Regions from separate parts of the Homo sapiens genome. Here region 1 is linked to region 2. A link is a loop called in an ENCODE intact Hi-C map of the cell type or tissue named here. Cell type or tissue: PC-3. All regions are shown on one strand. Links, peaks and the distances in the headings refer to the core of each region. The heading gives the core; the rest is flanking DNA. Region 1 overlaps RABGAP1L (RAB GTPase activating protein 1 like). Region 2 overlaps RABGAP1L (RAB GTPase activating protein 1 like).

Region 1 (2,929 bases), core at 111-2,610, 470 kb before region 2:
ACAATAAATAACTGGGTTTTGAATATAATTCTCTTTAATAATTTCTCTCAGCAATGTTACTGCTGTATAACATTGGTAGAAATGACAAAATGTAACTGCTGACTAATAAAATTTAGTGCTGAGAGTAAAGAATAAGAAATTAGTCTGGAATGTCTTCTGGAGACAGACTCTGGATTCCTTTCCTCTTCTACAAAGAAATACAGTTCTGATGACTGGCACATGAGATTACCCAAAAAAGAAAATCAGATTTTGGTGGATTATTTTTCTTTTGTTTTTTAAAAAAATTTATTTTAAGTAACACATAATAATTGTGCATATTATTGCTTACAATGTGATGTTTCAAAACATATACATTGTGTAATGTTAAAATCAGGCTAATCAGCATATCCATCACCTGAAACATTTGTCATTTTTTTGTGGTGTGAAGACACAGAACCTTTTATTCTTGTCATTTTAAGATATACAATAACTTATTGTTGACTATAGTCACCCTACCATGCAATAGAATACCAGAACTTGTTCTTTCTTTCTAATTGTAATTTTATACCTTTCAGTCATCCTCTTCCCATCCATCTCCATCTTTACTAGTTGTTTTTCTGTTTGTTGTTTTCCAAAGCTTTGCTACAGAAAAGGCATTCTGTGGGGGCAGTATCAGCAATGCTTAAGTAAAAGTTAGATGTGCAGACTATGAGGTTCCATATCCTATAACCACCAATAAAATCCGAATCAGCATTTAAATAGGATCACCATATGATTCAAATGCATGCTAACATTTTGAGGCCCACTTACTGAAGTTCCTTCTGGCTCAAAGAGTTTATGATCCTATAGCAATGAAATCTGATTCTTAACAAAGGTGTCTTTGAAATAAGGTAAAAGGGAAACTCACTGAACCTGGAAACAACATTTTAGCGAAAGGAAAGGATTGTGCTATGCATATGACAAGTGTTATCTCATTTAATCCTCAGAAAAACCTTAAGAAATTGATATTATTATCTTCTTCTTATGGAGAAGGAAACAGAGGTGCTAAGGGCTGAAATTATTTGCCTAAGGTTGCATAGACTGTAAGCAGAAGCTTACAAGAAAGGTGCCTGAGGAGTCACAAAAAACAAACCAAATGAGTCAACTAACAAATGTTTACCGATTACTTCTATTCTGAGCAAAAACAAAATTAAGACAGAACACGATGAGTACCAAAATCTTGTGATTCATGTAAGTACTAAAAATAATCAGATATAAAAATAATTTTTACATAAAAAGAAACAAGCCACAGGCCACAAAGTTTCAAACGGGCCACACTACTGCTTTTTTCATTTCATGTATTTTGACATTTTTCTTTTAGACACTGTATTTCTATTATGTGTAGTGCTTCAAAATATAAAATACTTCCCACAAACAGCAGATGGCACCATACATAAGAGAAGGAATGACAAAAAGTCAGAAAAATCAAGCTAACAAAATTTCTATCTCTTAGAAAATGACTTAAATTTTCTAACTAGCCTTATAATAGTAATAGATAAATTAAAAGACCTCATTTTGATAATTCAGTAATGATGAAGTTATTTTTTTCCCTCTCTTTATCCTAGCAATTAGACCACCAGGAAAGGAAGTTACTTTTGATTCAACCTTGCTGATAACAAAAACAAAATTATGTGAAAAATAAAAAAAAAAGATGTACCCTAATTTATAAAAAGTCTTCCAAGGCTGGGCATGGTGGCATACACCTGTAATCCCAGTGAGTCACTTGGGAGGCTGTGGAGAGAGGATTGCATAAACCCAGGACTTTGAGACTGGACTGGGCAATATAGAAAAAAAAAATCTGCTGAAAATTAACTAATAAGAAGAGCTAGAGAGATGTTAGCCCAAAAGTCACAATATGAAAACTCCAACCCCGCAAAGATTTCTGGAAGAATAAAAATTCAAAGAGAAAATTCAAAGTGCTAAATTATTAAGCAAACACAAATCTAATACAAAAGGACCATAAAATAATTACTATACCCTCAGAATTTATTTCACTCAATAAAGATAATTCATGGTATTGAATTATCATGGGAATTTTATTTTTGTGTCACTCAAACTCACTGCAATTCTTTTGTTTGTTTGTTTTAAATATATTTATTTTTAATTTTATTATTATTATACTTTAAGTTTCAGGGTACATGCGCACAATGTGCAGGTTTGTTACATATGTATACATGTGCCATGTTGGTGTGTTGCACCCATTAACTCGTCATTTAGCATTAGGTATATCTCCCAGTGCTATCCCTCCCCCATCCCCCCAACTCATTGCAATTCTTTTCTTTAACTTCCAATGTCATAAACACTGTCCCAGAACACAATAAAAACCTCAGAGGCATGCTAAATAAAAACACTGTTACAGTATAAACGAGCCCTTCCTTTTCTTTGACCCAGCAAGCCAGCAAGCTAGCAAGCAAACAGATAGTACTTCAGAGGCTATTTCATTCTTGGACACATAAGGCACCTGCACTCTTTTTTTCAAAGACAAGAAAGTTATAGAAGGAAAAAAATGAAAGATTAAAAATGAAAATAAAAAGTAAAGTGAGGCAAAAGTTATACATGAATTCTTTCAGTTTATAATTCCACTAAATCTCTTTTCCCAAATAGAAAACTTATGGGGGAGAAAAATGGAAACCATATTTTGGAAGTAAACAACAACAACAAATAAACCTCACCAAAAGTTTCCCTGCAATATATTCCTCTTTCTCAACCTTCACACTACGTATTTAGTCTTTTGGGGATGATGTTTCCTATTTTCTTAGACAGGTATTTTTCTTGGGAGACACACCACCAATAATATTCTTAAGAGTTTAATTTAAAGTTAGCTTTGACCTTCAATTGCAAGTTCATTGCTGATACATTCAACTAACCACCATCAACTCTTACCCGAGCAGTAGCTCCTAACTGGTTTCCC
Region 2 (2,929 bases), core at 184-2,683:
CAGAGTGAGACTCTGTCTCAAAAAAAAAAAAAAATGCAGTAATAATAACAGTACCTTCCTCATATGTTAAGAAAAGTTGTTCAATGGCCACCAAATAGTAAGTGTTCATTAAATGTTGGCCATTATTATTGCTCTTTTATATCCAGTTATTAAATAAAGCTTAATATGTGATATCCAACATGGGTAATCAAGAAAAGGAAAAGAATATTAAAAGTTTTCATGACTTGAGAACAGTTTTCATACATTCTTTAAAATACATAGGATTTTATTGGTGCAATGTGCAGTTATTAATTCCATATTACAACAAATTTAGCCAATGCTCTAACTTTATAAACTTTTATATACTTTTTATTGATTTAGTCAAGTATTTAAAAAGAAGCAGTAGAGAGTAAGAATATGTGTTCTAGTACTAGATGTACTTAGTTAAAAAGTAATTTTATAGCCTTGGTCAAGTTATGTAACTTTTGTACCTCAGTTTCCTCAACTGAAAAATGAAGATAATAGTACCTATACCTCAGAAATACCACCTAGAACAGTGCCTGGCACTGAGAAAGTGCTAAGTAAGGAGTAAGTAGCTAAGTATAAAGCTCTGTATTCCAAGCACTATAGTAGATGCTGGGGATTCTGGGATAAACAACATAGTGCTTGTTATCAAAAGGGTCAAGACAGACAACTGCAGTATAATTTGCAAAATATCTAGATATAAACAACCCTTAAACCCTTGGATGCACACAGAAATGGCTTCTTTCATAATATATTTTTCAAAAAAAAAAACAGAATATTGGCCAGGCATGGTGGCTCACACTTGTAATCCCAGCACTTTGGGAGGCTGAGGCAAGAAGATCACTTGAAGCCAGGAGTTTGGGACCAGCCCAGACAACTAAGCGAGACCCCGTCTCTATGAAAGATAAATAAGACAACATAAAATTAGCCCAGAGTAGTGGTGGACACCTGTAGTCCCAGCTACTTGGGAGGCTGAGGCAGGAGGATAGCCTGACCCCAGGAGTTCAAGGCTGCAGTGAGCTATGATCACATCACTGCACTCCAGTCTGGGCAACACAGCGAGGTCCTGTCACCAAAAACAAACAAAAAAAAACCCAGAATGTTGATAATTTTACATAATTTAAATAATGATTTTAAAAATTTTTTAATGATAAATTTTATTTTCTCGTTCAGAAGATAAAAATTATGTAATTTGAAGGATTTTCTTTCACACCAATGCTTTTATATTACAAATTAACTTTGTCAGCAGCAGTTATTAAAGATTTGGGTCAGGCACAGTGGCTCACGCCTATAATCCCAGCACTTTGGGAAGCCAAGCACTTTAGGAAGCCAAGTCAAGATCACTTGAACTCAGGAGTTCAAGACCAGCCTGGGCAGCATAGGGAGACCCCCATCTCTCCAAAAAAAAGATGTTTAATTAGCTAAGAATGATGGCATGTGCCTGTAGTCTCAGCTCCTCAGGAGGCTGAGATGGGAGGATCGCTTGAGCCTAGGCAATGAAAGATGTAGTAAGCCATGATCACACCACTGCACTCCAGGCTGGGTGACAGAGTGAGACCCAGTCTAACAAAAAAGATTCAGAGGTGTTAAGAATTTTCTTGGTAAGGCTGCCACCTGCTGGACTACCTTAAATTCCACTGTTTACAGTCTGATTTAAACATATTAAATACCACATTTAATCCAATGAAATGCAAATGTTTCTTTTACCAATATAGAAAAATCCAAGAATTTACTAAATCTTCTGTATCACAGGTAATTTGGTCTGTTATGCTGAACAAAGTATTGTTTAGGGAAGAGTCATTCACCTGAAGAAATCTTAGTCAATTAACATTTGGATGTTTACAGAGATTATCTGACAGAATCAGTGGAAAAGGAAGCAATGAAATTTAACATGGATTCAGTAATTACTGTTGGATATATGAGTCCAAGGTTGCAAGTGTTAGATATTAGCATCAGCAAAATAGTTGTTAAAATAAAAACAATGTAATTTAGCCATTCCACAAGTATACATATCTCAAAACATGTACACAATAATACAACTCTTCTGTGTCAATTAACAAAGAAATAAAACCAATATAGCATTTATGTATTCAAAGTAACTTTAAAAACAATTGTCCTAATGTGTACAAATGTGTACTCGTGTTTTTGGTAAAATATCCAATGTTAGTAGCATATACTGATTCAAAAGGCATTTTCTCTCAACTCAGGCAGAAGTTGACATAATGTGCTCTGGAAAAAATGCCTTAAAATTATTCAAAAAGTAGTTTTAAGGATGATGAAGATATCAATATTAAAGATTATGAGAGTCTGATAAAATTGTTGTATGAATATAAGGGTGGGCAAAAAGTAACATTTCTAAGTTATTGTTTTGTGTAATATATTTAAATGTGTGTGCAAATGTTCTACCCAGTTAGCAAAGAACATATATATAATTAGGCATTCAACTATTTCACCTATATTTGTCTAGGTTTCTATATTCAAGTTGATCAAACATGGAACTTACTGAGAAAAGGAAGGATTGCATTCCTTTACATTTAGGCACAGTTCAGGCATAATATACCACTTAATCATAAAAGTCCAAGATTTTAAAATAACGCTTATTCAAAGTTAAATTAACTCAATACCTAGTACTTCTTTGTCTGTGTTGCTACAGACTTTTTAAATTGAAAGATGCTTTGTTATGCTAAAAAGGAAGTGCTCAAAAAAATGATGCAGGCATGTCATAAAGATAGGGTTCGAAGGGGCTCCAACTGGTTGATTCTAGGGCAATTTGAACACCAAAATAATCAGGTACTTCAGTCAATTATATAGTACTGGGGGGAGGAGGTGGGGTTAAATTTAGGAATCTATATCAATAACAAGTAGTTAAATGGAAGAAAAGGGAAAGCTCTGGTTTACATCAGAATGCCAAGGACTGAATACAAAA

What was found. A loop is a pair of places that touch in the nucleus more often than their neighbours do. Peaks named below come from ENCODE experiments on the same cell type or tissue, not always from the same donor. Only the 100,000 strongest peaks of a DNase experiment are listed, where the experiment ranks them.
Region 1: a loop joins it to region 2, with 9 times the contacts of the local background. A loop is called at or near these places in 62 of 110 quality-filtered maps.

The regions. Positions count from the first base shown.
Region 1 is chr1:174,725,181-174,728,109 of GRCh38, reverse strand. The region is part of intron 17 of RABGAP1L (RAB GTPase activating protein 1 like); the gene reads right to left. Among named protein-coding and RNA genes, the nearest start is that of RABGAP1L-AS1, 230 kb to the left of the region's middle. In PC-3, for the core only: a CTCF peak has its summit at 1,389 (motif pointing right); no DNase peak of the experiment used is centred there.
Region 2 is chr1:174,256,943-174,259,871 of GRCh38, reverse strand. The region is part of intron 7 of RABGAP1L (RAB GTPase activating protein 1 like); the gene reads right to left. Among named protein-coding and RNA genes, the nearest start is that of RABGAP1L, 99 kb to the right of the region's middle. In PC-3, for the core only: CTCF peaks have their summits at 1,428 and 1,627 (motif pointing left); no DNase peak of the experiment used is centred there.